Linked DNA regions of Homo sapiens: region 2 is linked to region 1. Evidence: read pairs that join two places in POLR2A ChIA-PET (ENCODE). Cell type or tissue: A673. All regions are shown on one strand. Links, peaks and the distances in the headings refer to the core of each region. The heading gives the core; the rest is flanking DNA.

What was found. Peaks named below come from ENCODE experiments on the same cell type or tissue, not always from the same donor. Only the 100,000 strongest peaks of a DNase experiment are listed, where the experiment ranks them.
Region 2: POLR2A ChIA-PET joins it to region 1 with 5 read pairs; 4 of 35 experiments call an interaction of 5 or more read pairs at or near these places.

What each region holds. Positions count from the first base shown.
Region 1 is chr13:30,165,146-30,172,490 of GRCh38, reverse strand. LINC00385 (long intergenic non-protein coding RNA 385) reads right to left here. Exons shown (of 2, transcript NR_187533.1): 2 at 3,460-3,905. Among named protein-coding and RNA genes, the nearest start is that of LINC00385, 15 kb to the right of the region's middle. RefSeq lists an enhancer at 2,869-3,138. In A673, for the core only: no CTCF peak of the experiment used is centred there; no DNase peak of the experiment used is centred there; H3K27ac peaks cover 677 bases.
Region 2 is chr13:30,476,336-30,483,680 of GRCh38, reverse strand. It overlaps a transcript of HMGB1 not described here. Among named protein-coding and RNA genes, the nearest start is that of HMGB1, 14 kb to the right of the region's middle. In A673, for the core only: no CTCF peak of the experiment used is centred there; no DNase peak of the experiment used is centred there.

The sequences.
Region 1 (7,345 bases), core at 1,172-6,171:
TTCAGCCTCCAAATGGAAACCTATAGATATGACACATGAAAGTGTCTGGACTCACACAGCCTCACTCTAGTGACTTCCGCTGGCCACTGGACTTTTCCACTCAATGGACATTTACGAAGTACCTAGTGTGGCGGAAGACTGTCTTAAGCAACTGTCGGGTATGTGGAAAGGGAAGAAGACCAATTCCACTCCTTTAGTGTTTGTAAGAGACTAGCGTTGCACTTAAATGCATAATGACCCTTACATTAGCATAATTAATAGCACTCTTGTCACTTGCTAGAAATGCATCTATGTAGCTATTGAAGCCTTAAGCTGCTCACAGCTATTTGAAAGGTACAGCTAGGAGGCTGCCATGCAGGTGTGCCTAGCAGCAAAGGGTGAGGTTGCTGGAGTCAGACCCCTGGGTTCATGTCCCAGCTTCACTGCCACCTTGCCGCTGCAGGACCAGGGCAAGTTACTTGCCTGATATTTCTCCCGCTGGCTCCTTTCTTGTTAGGGCCAAGCTACCTGGAGTCTGGACTGCCGGGCCCCCCGGCTCTACTCTCTAACCACCACCTATGGACTCCTGCCTGCTTCATCTTCATCAAACACCTCTTGGCATGCACGTCACTTTCTCTTTGGCCCAAAAATATTTAATGGCCCCCATAATGAAAAGTTAAATTCATTAGCAGGTTTAAATTAATTAAACAGGCAAAAAATAAAATTCACTAGCAAAGTATTTAAAACCCTCCCAAATGCGTCTCCTTTGTCTCTCCCCTGCCCCTTCTCGTTACCTTCCAACACACTGCTTTCTTTCTGACCTTCAAGCCTTTCTCAGTTTCTCCTCTCCCTAAAGTCTTGCCTTCCTGGAGCTCCTTGGCCACCTTGAGGACAGCCCCTGCATCTTAGAGCAGTGACTGCTGGCCTCACTTCCTTGACTTTGATTTTAGTTTTCCTGGAAACAACGTTGTCTTTTTCTACTTTCCAGCCCATTTCTCCTCACTGGACACTTGAGCTTCTTAGGAACCAGGCCGGTGCCTCCCATGCCTCCCGCCTTGCCTCCTGGCATCTCCAGCACCCACATAGCACCGTGTGGTCTCAGGCAAGGCTGCTGCTGGTGGGCTGTGTCCCAAGAGGTGACCGGGGCACTCACAGAGAATGCAGCTCGTGTACTCAGACAGGCATGGACTGGCCTTGTCTATTTTACTCTGTGAGCAGGTCTGAACCTGGAAATGCTCTTTTCTTTATTTTAGTCTTGAGAAAGATTCATTTTGTTGTGAATGCTGTCTCTACAAAGGGAGAGTCCTTGTTGGGACTAGGATAAAATTATCAAAATTAGTCCCAGAAACAGCAGTAATTTAGGAATGCCTTACCTTATCCTGAGGTCGTTTATTCAGCAAAGGTTGATGTGCCTTGCTAGTGAGAAGCACCCTGCAAGCTATTGGAATCACCGTTCCTGTCTTCCAGGACTGGGAAGAGAGGCAGATAAATGCATGGACATATTTTTTTCCAGAGTCAGAAGTGCTGCAGGAGCATAGGCACGTGGTGTGGGTGCCCCCGGGAGAGACACCTCACACAGTCAGGAGGGTGCAGGGAAATTTCCTGCGGAGGGGCTGTCTCAAAAGATGGACGGGAATCAGTAGAGAAGGGGAGGCAGAGAGGCTATACCAGTCAGAAGGAACGGTGGGTATGAAGGCCGGGAGGTGAGAAGAGAGCATGGTGCACTCTTAGAAACAACAGAGGAAGTTTAGAGCGCCACACGCACGAGGGTGGGGTAGGTGGTGCAGGGGCCGGATTATAAAAAACTGGCAATGCTGTGTTGAGGATTTAGACTCAGAATAGAGTATTTTGACAGGCAGCCTCTGAGACAGCTTCTGGGAAGTGTTCCCTCCTCTTCTATTTTTTGGAAGAATCTGTGAAAGATTGATGTTAATTCTTCATTAAATGTTTGGTAGAATTCATCAGTGAAGCCATCTGGTCATGGGCTTTTATTTCGTGGGACATTTTTTGATGACTAATTCAACATCTTTCTTGTTATAGGTATATTCAGATTTTTCTCTTTCTGAGTTTCAGCAGTTTGTGCGTTTCTATAAATGTGTCCATTTCATCTAGGTTATCTAATTTGTTGGCATATAACTGCTTGTAGTATTTCCTTCAAACTCTAGTTTTGCAAGTAATGCCCTTTCTCCGTACCTGATTTTAGTAATTTGAGTCTTCTCTCTTTTTTTCTTGGTCAGTTTAGTTAAATGTTTTGTGATTTTGGAGATCATTTGGTTTTATCGATTTTTCTCTATTTTAAAAATTCTCCATTTTATTTATTTTCTTTCTAATCTTTATTATTTTCTTCCTGATGCTTATTTTTGGGTTTAGTTTGTTTTTCTAATTTCTGAGGATGGAATGTTAGATTATTAATATGAGACTTTTCCTTTTTTCTTAAAAATACATGTTTACAGCTACGAAATTCCCTATAAGCACTGCTTTAGTGCATCCTTCATTGTTGCTATGTTGTGTTTTCATTTTCATTCATCTCAAAGCATTTTTAAGTTTATTATGGGAATTGGCTCACACGACTTTAGAGGCCCAGAAGTTCCCTGATAGGCTCTCTGGAAGTCAGATTCTGCTCCATCCCCTGGGCCTGTTGTTGTTGCTGTTTGTTGCTATTATTTTACTCAGGGATATTTCTAAATATCTTCTGTAAAGTCTATATTCTTTATCATGTTTAGCCACTGAGCTCTCTGCTCAATCAGCTCAGTGGTCAGTTAATGAATGGACAGAGGTTTCCTTGAACGCCAGTGACCAGTAAATCTCCCAGTCCTTGGAAAGCTGCTGTGTGTGCACGTTGGACACTCCTTCAACACTCAGCCAGGCAGTTGAAACTGTGCCTTAGCTTTCACTTTCTGGTTTTACAGAGCCCCAAGATCAGCCAGAAGTGAGCTCTTGGGGCCTTCTTAGGTCTTTTCTGAGCATGTGCACAGCCCTGGACACATGCAGAGTCCTACACATGCCCATGACCTTCTAGATGCCCAGAAAGTGGGTGAAGCTTGTCTAAGACCCCATGGAGAGCTCATTCCCCAGATTTTACTTTTATGGTTTTTGATCAGCTTATTGTCTGCCCAACTGTGATCCACAGCCTTAGGCAGCCACAAAGCACCCAGCCAGAAAGTTAAACAACAGTCTCTAATTTTTTTATTTTTATTTTTTTACAAACACCCCTGGAGAAAAGCCTTTTGCACTAGGTGAGCTCTAAGTCAGGTCTAATAAAGATGACCTTATAAGTGCAGTCTTCCAGGGGACTACTAGAGAGGCTAACTAATGACGATTCCATGGGAATGAGGCTTTAAAGGACCCCCGACTCCATTTCTCTCTCTCTGATAGCTACCAGGCTGCTGTCTTTTACTGTGATTGTTAGTTTTCTAGGGAACCACCACGTGGGAGATAGGGAGATAGGAATAGGGCAAGTTGAAACACCACAAAGTTTGCTGTTCATACCAAGACTCAGCCATTTTAATTAAATAAAAGCTTCCCGGATTATTCCAAGCCTTTGGTGGTTAACTTTCAGAGTTCTAGAAAAGTTGATTTTGACATTTTTTGCCAGTTTTCTTGCCTTTTTTTTTGAGGAGAGAATTTTTTGATTGTCAATTATTAATTGGTCAATTATTAGTCCATTTGGATGATCTGTTATCAATCAGTTTTATGTTCAGAGGATCACTCTGGTCCTAGTATGTGGAAGACACTGGGGTTTGAGGAAGGCTGGAGTGAGAGGATTGAGTTGGGAGTTTCATGGTCAACAGGCAACAGATGATGGAAACCTGCACTGAGGCGGTAGCAGCGGAGACACCACCCAGACAGTTCAGATGTGCCAGATGATTACAGCTTGCCAGGTTCTGTGTTCAGTGCTTTGCTTCCTCTTTTGTACATCATCGTACCTATTTTAACAATGATAAAAGTATTAATACCTTGCCCAAGGTCACACAGCTAAAATGGGGTTAGAGCAGGTTTTGGAATCTATATTTGTGTGACTTTAAAATCCATGTTTATAATCACTACCCTGCATTTCTAGATGCAGGCTTAATGACTATAGTAAAAAAATTATTCATTTGACAAACATTTATTGATGACATGTTATGTGCAGGTACTATTCTGGGGGCTGGGGAAATAATAGTGAACAATATAGAAAAAAACTGGCCAGGCATGGTGGCTTACGCCTATAATTCCAGCACTTTAGGAGGCCAAGACAGGGGGATTATTTGAGGTCAGGAGTTTGAGACCAGCCTGGCCAACATGGTGAAACCCCATCTCTACTAAAAATACAAAAATTAGCCAGGCTGGTGGTGCATGCCTGTAACCCCAGCTACTAGGGAGGCTAAGGCAGGAGAATCACTTGAACCCAGGAGACAGAGGTTGCAGAGAGCTGAGATAGTGCCACTACACTCCAGGCTGGGCAATAGAGTGAGACTGCATCTCAAAAAAAAAAAAAAAAAAAAAAAAAGAAAAAAACTCCCTGTTCTCATGGTGCTTACATTCTCATTGGCAAAGGCAGACAATGAAAAAGATATATATGTGTGCGTTATCTTATGTAGGGTAGTGACACATGTTAAAATACAATAAGGAGAGAAAGAGGGCATTGGGTGGGTGTGGGTGGATGTTTGTATTAGTCCGTTTTCACACTGTTGATAAAAACATACCCGAGACTAGGCAAATTACAAAAGAAAGAGGTTTAATGGACTTACAGTTTCACATGGCTGGGGAGGCCTCACAATCATGATGGAAGGCAAGGAGGAGCAAGTCGCATCTTATGTGGATGGTGGCAGGCAAAGAGAGAGCTTGGGCAGGGTAACTCCTTCTTATAAAACCATCAGGTCTCATGAGGCATATTCACTATCACGAGAACAGCACAAGAAAGACCTGACCCCCAGGATTCAATTACATCCCACTGGGTCCTTCCCACAGCACGTGGGAATTCAAGACGAGATTTGGGTGGGGACACAGACAAACCATGTCAATGTTTAAATAAAGTAGCCAGGTAAGGCCTCACTTGAGAGCGATGTTTGAGTAAGGACCTGAAGTCGGGGGAGGAGTCACATGTATATTCAGGTGAACAGTATTGCGGGCAGAGGAAGCAGCAAGTGGGCGCAAAGGCCCTGAGTGGGAACAGCAAGGAGCTTGGGTGGTGAATGAAGCTGATTGAGCGCAGGGGAAGAGTCTGAGGAGATGAGGACAGAGAAGGAATGAGGATTCAGATCCCTCGGACCTTGCAGGCCACTGACAGGAGTTTGACTTTGCAGAGCAACGTGATTAGAAGGATGACTGATTTTTGTGTTGAGAACAGGGAGACAAGGCCAGAAGCTGAAAGGCCAGGCAGGAAGCTGTGCAGTAATCCAGGAAAGAGCAGTAGCAGTGTGGCCAGAAGTGGGAGCAGCAGCAAGGTGAGAAGCAGTCAGCCTCTGTAGACTGTATTTTGCAGGTGGAGCTTACAGGATTTACTGAGGGCCTGGAGGTAGGGAGTGTGGAAAGAAAACTGTCAAGGATGACTTCAAGTTGTTGGGCTTGAGCAACTGGAAGGATGGAGTTGTCCTTGCTGAGATGCGGCAGAGTGGGAGGAAGAGGTCTGGGGAATTGGAGCAAGGCTGAGTCTGGGGCTGTTTCGCTTGAGTTACTGATTCAACATCCTCACGGAGCTTCCTAGTAGGCAGATGTATAAACAAGTCTGTCGTTGAGGGAAGGCATGAACATATAGATGGCATTGAAAGCCATGAGTCTGGATGAGCAGGAGTAGGCGGGACGAGAGGACCCAGAAATGACCAATACCAGCCTCCTGGTTCAGGGTGTGAGGGTTGGACAGCATGGACGAGAATACTGGAGAAGCACAGCCCTCTGTCCCTCCTCAGCCTTGTCTCCCACCCTGTCTGCCTCTATAGAGGTATTATTGCATTAATGACATTCACATTAACAACCTTGATTCATAAATAGAAATAAATGAGCAAAGCAACAGCGCGGGGTGAGGCTGAGCACCCAGGTGTGCACTCTGCACTCGGTGCTCCCTCTTGGGCCATCTCAGTAAAGTTCCCTGTACTTCCAGAGGGCAAAGAGCTCTGACGTTAATTTTTAAAAGATTTCTACCAAAGAAAGTGAAACCTTAATTAAGCGTACATCTGAAATTCAAACAGATCAGCTCAGTTTTTGGTAAAATGAATTCACATGGACTAGCTCTTGCCCAGGGACATTGGATAAATGAGAATTGCTGCGTGTGAGTTAAATCAAGGTAGGGGGAGTTGGGAATCAGGGGAAGGAATTCATTCAAGTCCTCCTAGTCCAGGATCAATGACCATCCATTCATTCCTCAGCACTCTCCCCAGGCTGACAATGGGCACGGTTTGCTGGAGAGAGTTCGTATTCCCTGCTCGTATTAATCTTCCCTTTCCAGGGAGCTTGCCAGTTTGCTGAGGAAAACGCACGTCCCGTCAGCATTGCGGATGTGAATGAGAGCTCTTTGTTCCTCTTGCTCCTCCTGGTGACTGGCCCTCTGCTCTCCCAGAGGGACACCATCTTTTTAATCATTTGCCGCATACGGTTGGCTCAACCCAACCAAGCTTTTCTCTGCGCATCTTGTTGCTGCAATCTGTGGTTATAGTTCTTAAAGAAGAGGATGTGTTTTTCTATCCCCAAGGAATGAAGATTTCCACTTGGCATTGTTTTCCACCATCGTGTTTTTGTTGTTGTTGTAGAAATGGAGCAGAAAATCACTGCTGTTCTTTTATTGCCCAACTGTCCATGCCACTTCCAGTCCTCGGGAAGAAAATTGTTTTTGCAGATTTTATTCAGACATTTGGGTTACTCTTTACTGAAATCTTCACCATTCTTTCCTCTGACCAACTCATAATTCTGTGATGGAAAAAAAACCCCACTATTTTCATATCAGTGAAAAACCATCTGCTATTGTCTCCTTTCATTATTTTGCAAGCCATCACTTTGTCACAGGATATTTGTGAAACAGATGAAATGTTTATGCATATGTCATGCAACTTTACATTTTTAAAAAATTATTCCTGAGCTTTACCTATGTAGCAAACACAATGCTTATAGATAGTACTTCCTTCAATCTTCACAGCAACCAGGTGAGGAAACTTGTTTTTAATCCGATTTTATTAATGAGGCAACTGAAGCCAGAGAACTTGAATATCTTGCCGAAGGCCACACACAAGCTCAGCAGTGAGTGCTCTTCACAATGGCATCTGCTGCCCCTCATGAGATCAACTGCACCTCACAGCAAGAAGCTCTTATTTTCCAAGTTTGTGCATTTTGCATACCAATCACAATTTGAACCAAAATACTTCATGCTTCATTTTTGCCAAAGAGTTTAACACAG
Region 2 (7,345 bases), core at 1,617-6,616, 310 kb before region 1:
GATGATGTCACTGCACTCCAGCCTGGTGACAAAGGGAGACCCTGACTCAAAAAAAAAAAAAAAGAAATTTGCACGTTCTCTTGTGGGCAACAGGGAGTCATGCAGGAATTATTTAAGCAGAGGAACATCACGATCATAATGTCATAATTTACCTTAGAAACGTCACTCGGAGTTTCCTAACACTAAGGCCCAGGGTTGGAGTAGAGTGAGCAGGAGAAGGTGGCCTCGGAAATGAAGGGAAGTGACAGGGATCAGAGACACACATTAAAGAGGTAGGATCCCTAGGACTGGAGGGTTTGCTGGTTGCGGGGAGTGAGGGAAAGGAGGAGTTAATGATGATACTCAGGTTTCTGGGCCGGGCAACTGAGTGAGAGGACCCCCAGAGGAAGTTTTAATGATGAGCACAAAGGTGATTCTTTATGGCCGTGCCAGGCTTCCAAGCCCTGGTGGATGCAGAATGGAGTGGGGTCTTGTGTTTGCTTTGCTCACTCACCTGTGGGTGAGGAGTGCTGGGCTGCTACCCCTTGGCTATATTCTCTGACCTGTCATCTTAACATTAGGACAATTGCTCCTCAATAATTGGTAAAGGACCAGCCATGGTGGCTCACACTATAATTCCAGCACTTTAGGAGGCCGAGGCAGGAGGATTGCTTAAGGCCAGAAGTTCGGGACCAGCCTGGGCAACAGGATATAGCTATACCCTGTCTCTACGGAAAAAAAAAAAAAATAGCTGGTGTTGGTGGTGTGCACTTGTAGTCCTAGATACCCAGGAGGCTGAGGCATGAGGATGGCTTGAGCCCGGGAGGTCAAGGCTACAGTGAGCTATGATCACACCACTGTACTCCAGCCTGGGCAACAGAATAAGACTCTGTCTCTATTTAAACAACAACAAAAAAAAAAATTGGTAAAGACCTCACTTTTTATTTTATTTTTTTTATTTCCCGCAAAGACCCTTGAAGTCGCTACCAATGTCATTTGCTACCTTTGGAGTGCATCTTTCTGATACTGTTGGTTTTAATGACAAAGGCCAGAACGGGAAAGAGACAGACATGGAAGGTGTCGAGTCAGACTTGGCTTCAGAGCCAGAAAGATGGGTTTGGAACACTAGCTGGGTAAGCTTAGGCAACCTTAATTTCCTCACCTGTAAAATAAGGAAAATAACACCCACCCCAAAGGCTTGATGTGATAATTATAATGAGGTAAAGTATTTATGATCCTAGCAGATGGTGAATGCCCAGTAAATATTAGTTTCTGCCCCCTCCTGGCCCCACCATAGACGCTTGCGGCCTGAGCCCCACTGTCTGCTAACTAATAAAACATGAGCTTGGTCTTTACCATCTTGATCTCCCTGTTGCTTTTGTGTGTAGGTTTTTGTTTTATTTAATCTTTCGGACAATGAGAGAAGGGAAGAGAAAAGAGAAAGGGAGAGGAGGAGGGACACGGAATGATACAAACTCAATTTAGAACTTTCCTAAGTGAAAATGTTGCCTGAAAGAGTACCTTCAGGTGTCCTGCCTCAGTTCTTTCTCCAAGAGAAATATTAACCTATGTGACAATAATATGTGTCTACAGTAGCACATTTAAGACTAAGAATACCTCGAGGCAGGCAGATCACTTGAGATCAGGAGTTCAAGACCAGCCTGGCCAATATGGTGAAACCCCGTTTCTACTAAAAATACAAAAATTAGCTGGGCGTGGTGGCACACACCTGTAGTCCCAGATACTCAGGAGGCTGAGGCAGGAGAATCGCTTGAACCTGGGAGGCGGAGGTTGTGGTGAGCCAAGAGGCACCACTGCACTGGTGACAGAGCAAGACTCCATTTCAAAAGAAAAAAAAAAGAAAGACTTAAGAATACCTACATGGAGCTGGCATATCAGGCTAATGAGTAAGACAGAAGCTTCCTGGCCTTCCAAGACTGCGTCCTTTTTCCCTTGAGCACCAGCCTTGGATAACTAGGGTCTGACAGAGGCACGCTTCAAGAGTGGAGCCTCAGTAGAGGTTTACTGTTTTCATCATGATGGCAGATGTGTTGTGTCCCATCCACTGATTTTGCCCCACCGGGGGAGCCAGTCTTCATCCTTGAATCTTATAGTCCTAAGGTATGATGGGATTGGCATCTCAATTTAGAAAAATGCCAGGCCTCCGCCTTGGGTCCTGTCCAAATCTTTCAGCTTTTGGAGATACGCATTCTTTCTTATTACTCCTTCTGGACATAGATAAGATCTAACCCTTCATTTAGCGTTTAGCGGTTAGTGCTTGCAATCTCCCTCAGGCCACCTTTCTTAGATGTTGGGTAGCTTCGGAATGTTTTGGCATTGGCTTCCGCTCTCCAGCCTTCACTCTTCCCCTTCTTGGCATTCTCTTTTTCTGTTGCTGTAGCAGATCTTCTTCTAATCTCATCTGTGTGTTTTTTTTTTCTCCATCAAAAAATCCCTCTGAAAAAGATCGAAAGTTCAGTTCTAGCCACTGAAGAATGTATAGATACATGAAAGTGTTTTTTTGAGTCTTCTAATTGTCTTTAACAAACATACAGTACTTGAAAACAACTTGTTATCATATAATACTTAGGTCAGGACATAGTTTCTACCTGCAAGTTTACATTTATTTCTTAAGGTAAGGTTAAAGAAAAAAAAACACACACAAGAGGAAAAAGATTCAAGAGACTAATATTACACCTCTTTAAAAGGCAGAGCAGGAAACCATAGGGAGAGTCTCACAAAAATCCATTCTTCTGCTTGGGATGAGATTATTGATTTCCTTAGTTACTACTTTTCCCTGAAGTGTTGAAATAAGTGCCTTTTGATGCTTGGACTTGAGAAAAACTTGTTCCCCAAAGCCATTTGGCACGTATAAATCCCAGGAACTAGGTACTTTAGGCACTGTGTTTGCCAAGCATGAGAGAGAAGGGCGGGGAGGGGAGGAGACAGAAAAAGGAGCGAGGGAAGGAGGGAAAGTGGCTGTACTAGGTGCCAGAGGAACCATAGCACTGCGTGAGAGCGACCGACATAGAAGGGAGCAGGTCCTCACTGAGGCCTGGCTCTCCTTCTCTGAGTTCTACCAGCTTCACCCAGGGCATCTACATCACCCACACTGCTCCTGTGAAACTGGGCTAATTTCATGCAAATCTAAATAGGTTTCATCCAAATGTAAAACCTACAGCTGAGTGCAGTGGTCTCCTGTAGTTCCAGCTATTCAGGAGCCTGAGGCAGGAGGATCCCTTGAGCCTGGGCAACATAGTGAGACCCCATCTCTAAAATTAAAATAAACAAACAAATATATATGTAAGGAAAACCTAGACTGAATTCATTGAATTTAGTGAATACACATTTTGTTGTCAAAGTGAATATTCTACACATCTCTAAAATTAAAATAAATGAACAAATATATAAATAAATGAAACGTAGACTGAATTCATTGAATTTAACGAATACATATTTTGGTGTCAAAGTAAATATTCCACACAAGGCAATACATTTTGAAGGAGTTTATGAACTTCTATGATTTCTGGTTATATGTAGAAAATCACATGCTTTAACTTCCGAAAGCATCTTTATTGTCACACAGTAAATATTTAAAAGGAGAGATTGGGTTTTAGCAGCAGAGGAGGGGGAAGGACATTACAGGCCAGAGAAACAGTGTGACCAGAATCTTGAAGGTGGGAAAGTACAAGGTCCAGTTTGATTAGAAATCAGGAGGGCAGCAGGAGGGAAAGCAAGAGAGAAACTGCCAGATTAGGGAGGGCCCTGAGGGCCAGAAGAGGATTTTGTAGTTAATTTGGAAGAAAACATTGTAATTAAATAAAAAGTTTTTAAAGCAGTGGAGCTGTATGCATTAGGAAAATTATAATAACATCCAACATCTGTTGATCATTTACAGTGTTCTAAGCGATTTACACTGTAGGCTGAGCTCTTTAGGTATATGAGCTCATTGAAACTCACAACACTCTTGCAAAGGTGATATCATCATTTTATGGAAGCAGCTGAGGCTCAGAGAGGTTCATTCACTTTGCCCAAGGTGACACAGCTAGTAAGCACCAGGACCAGGATTTTAAACTTAGAGGTGTCCGGTTCCAAAGCCTCCATTCTTAACCACAAAATAATAAATGCCAGAACAAAAGAAGTGAAAAAAAGAATTCAAAAACTCTTGTGACTTAAATGTTACTGAAGTTGGTGTGAGGGGAGAGGAGAAAGGGGAGTCAAAAACAACTGCTAGAATTTGAGCCAGTGTGGGAATTCTGCAGGTAGTGAAATCGGAAAGAGGTAAGGTTTAGAGGGCAAACTGGAGAGCTTGCAAAACTGGTGAGTGGTGGGAATAGGAGTCTGAAGTCCAGGATACAGCCTGGGGCTGGAATGGAAATCAAGGGTCATTTACATAATGACAGTGTTTAAAACGCCTCTAAGAAGAGTTGGTCACTGAGGTCTTAAAGAGAGCAGAAGAGAAGCAAAGATTCGGACTAAGGTCCAAATTACAGGGAAAGAATGAATAGCTATTAGAGAAGACACATCAATAGTGACAAGAGGTAAAAGTTTAGAGCTATGATAAATGTGCATATTTATCTTTACAGGGAATATTTCCCCATAGGGAACAGTTTCTAGAGTAATGCTGAATTTGTAAAATTATCTGAATCTTTGAGTCCTCTAGTAGCACATTTCTTCTCTTAGAAATTGGGATTTGGCCCAGCTATTTGGGAGGCTGAGGCACGAGAATCGCTTGAACCCGGGAGGCAGAGGTTGCAGTGAGCTGAGATCGCGCCACTGCACTCCAGCCTAGGTGACAGAGGGAGACTCTGTCTCAAAAAAAAAAAAAAAGAAAAGAAAAGAAAAGAAAAAAGAAATTGGGATTTGGGGGCTGGGCACCGTGTGGCTCATGCCTATAATCCCAGCACTTTGGGAGGCTGAGGTGGGAAGATCACTTGAGCCCAAGAGTTTGAGGCTGCAGTGAGCTATGATTGTGCCAATGCACTCCAGCCTGGGCAACAGAGCAAGAACCTGTCTCAAAAAAGAAAAGAAAAAGAAAGCAAAGATTATCTTCCATCAGAAATAAATATGATTAACATTTATTAGTATATTCTTTCAGTCTTTTCTGGATTCATACATACTCTTTTTCAAACAGGGATCCTTCTGAAAATAGTTTTTCTCACAAGATATTGTGTATATTTTTGCAAGGCATTCAGTTTAGTATTCATAAGAATTTGATAGTGTTATAATGATAATAATGCATCATAAAGGCAGATTAAAATGCATTTAGCCAAACCTCTCATTGGACATCTAGGTTGTTTCCACATTATAAATAATGCTGCAATTCATAATTTTTTTAATTAAAAATAATTCTTTTTAGAGACAGGGTCTCACTCTGTCCCCAGGCTGGAGTGTGTCTATTCACAGGTACAATGACAGCTCACTGCAGCCTTGAACTCCCGGGCCCAAGTGATCCTCCTGCCTTGGCCTCCCAAAGTACTGGGAATACAGGAGTGAGCCACCATGCCTGGCCACTTTTTACTTATTTCTGAATATTTCCTAGAAGCAAAATCACTGGTCAAATGCCATGAGTGTGTTCAATGCAGAGTTCATTTCTGAACATGACTATCAATTTGCTGGTAGTACTTATGTTAGACTGTAGTGAACCATGCTATCTCTTTCCTACTTCCTCATTTCCATTCTTGTAAGTCAAAAGGAAACCTTACAACAAGGATCAACAGCAACCTTTCAGAAAAAGCATACACGTTTTTTGTTGTTGATTTTTTTTTTCTTTAACACCTTCAGGTATGGGTTAGCAGTCACCCTCTGTTTACCCTTACAAACCGCTTTGGGCACTCAGTGTTTTTTAAACAAAGAGGCCTGGTAACTTGGATGGTAAGGCTGTCTGTCCCAACCGGTCCAGCTCCTCACTGGCAGAGGGACTTCTGCATTTCCAGCCTGTGATTTTAGTTAGAGGCAAATCCAAGGTGGGGAGCCTCACTCAGGTGAGGAAGATATTTGTCAGGTCTGCTAGGATTTCTCTCCCAGGCTTCAGAAATTTGCAAGCATCTTTGCATTTCCTGGCATTCTCTGGCCTGGAATGCTGTTTTTTGTCTTGGGCCTCCCTGGCAGAGCAAGGCAGTCCCCTTTTCTGTCTTCAGAGCCTTTCTCTGGGCTTGGGACAGGCCCACTGTGTTGGCACAAGCTTCATTTGGTCTGCTGGGGAGCTTGGCTGCAGGCTCTGGGTGCTCGGCATCTCCCCTGGCTGCTCCTTTCTGTCCTATTCAATCAGCCTCAGCACCTGCACTTGTCAGTTAGGCCTGATGTTACCCTGGATGGGAAATGGAACTTCTTTACTGTTGCTCTAATTCCATGTTTCACAAACCGCAGGGCCTATGGATGGATTGGGAAGTAAATTTAAAATGTGAAGGAAAAAAAAATCGGAGTCCATCGCAACAATGGTAGGTATTGTTTCATTAAACTTTTTTCAGATTTTATATATGCAAACTGTAAGGGTCCTATTCAAAGACCTTGAAAGCCAAGAATGTGAACTGTGCATTTCAAACGTATGTCAGTATTCCTATGGGGCTGTGATGCATATTTAGGTGGGGAAATGTGATACCGTTTTTATTTTATTAGCTAGGCTAATAACCGCAAGATCATATGGCTTTAGTGGAGAAAACACAAGGCTTTGGACTCAGAACTGGGTCAATATTGTTGCTAACTAGCTGTGTGACCTTGGACAATTCAACGAATCTCTCTGAGCCTCCCTTAGTATTGCCTGTAAAAGACAGATAAGCATCCTGGCCTTATAGGATTACTGTTAGGATTAAACAAAATCTTTTTTTTTTTTTTTTGAGACAGAATCTCGCTCTTTTGCCCAGGCTGGAGCACAGTGGTATGATCTTGGCTCTCTCTAACCTTCGCCTCCTGGGTTCAAGTGATTCTCGTGCCTCAACCTCCCTAGTATCTGGGATCACAGGCACACGCCACCACACTCAGCTAATACTTTTGTACTTTTAGTAGAGCTGGGGTTTTGCCATGTTGGCCAGGCTGGTCTTGAACTCCTGGGCTCAAGTGATCCACCCACCTCTGCCTCCCAAAATGCTGGGATTACAAGCGTGAGCCATCACACCAGCCATAAACAAAATACTCTATGTATAGTGCTTAGCACATGGGAGACACATGCTAAATAAAGCTTGTTGTCTAGTCTTTTGTCTGGGCCATAAGACATCCTCTCTTGGCAGCACAGCCACTCTCTTCCTCATCTCAAGAGTACATGCTGGCTGGGCGCGATGGCTCAGGCCTGTAATCCCAGCACTTTGGGAGGCTGAGGTGGGCAGAACACTTGAGGTCAGGAGTTCGAGACCAGTCTGGCCAACATGGT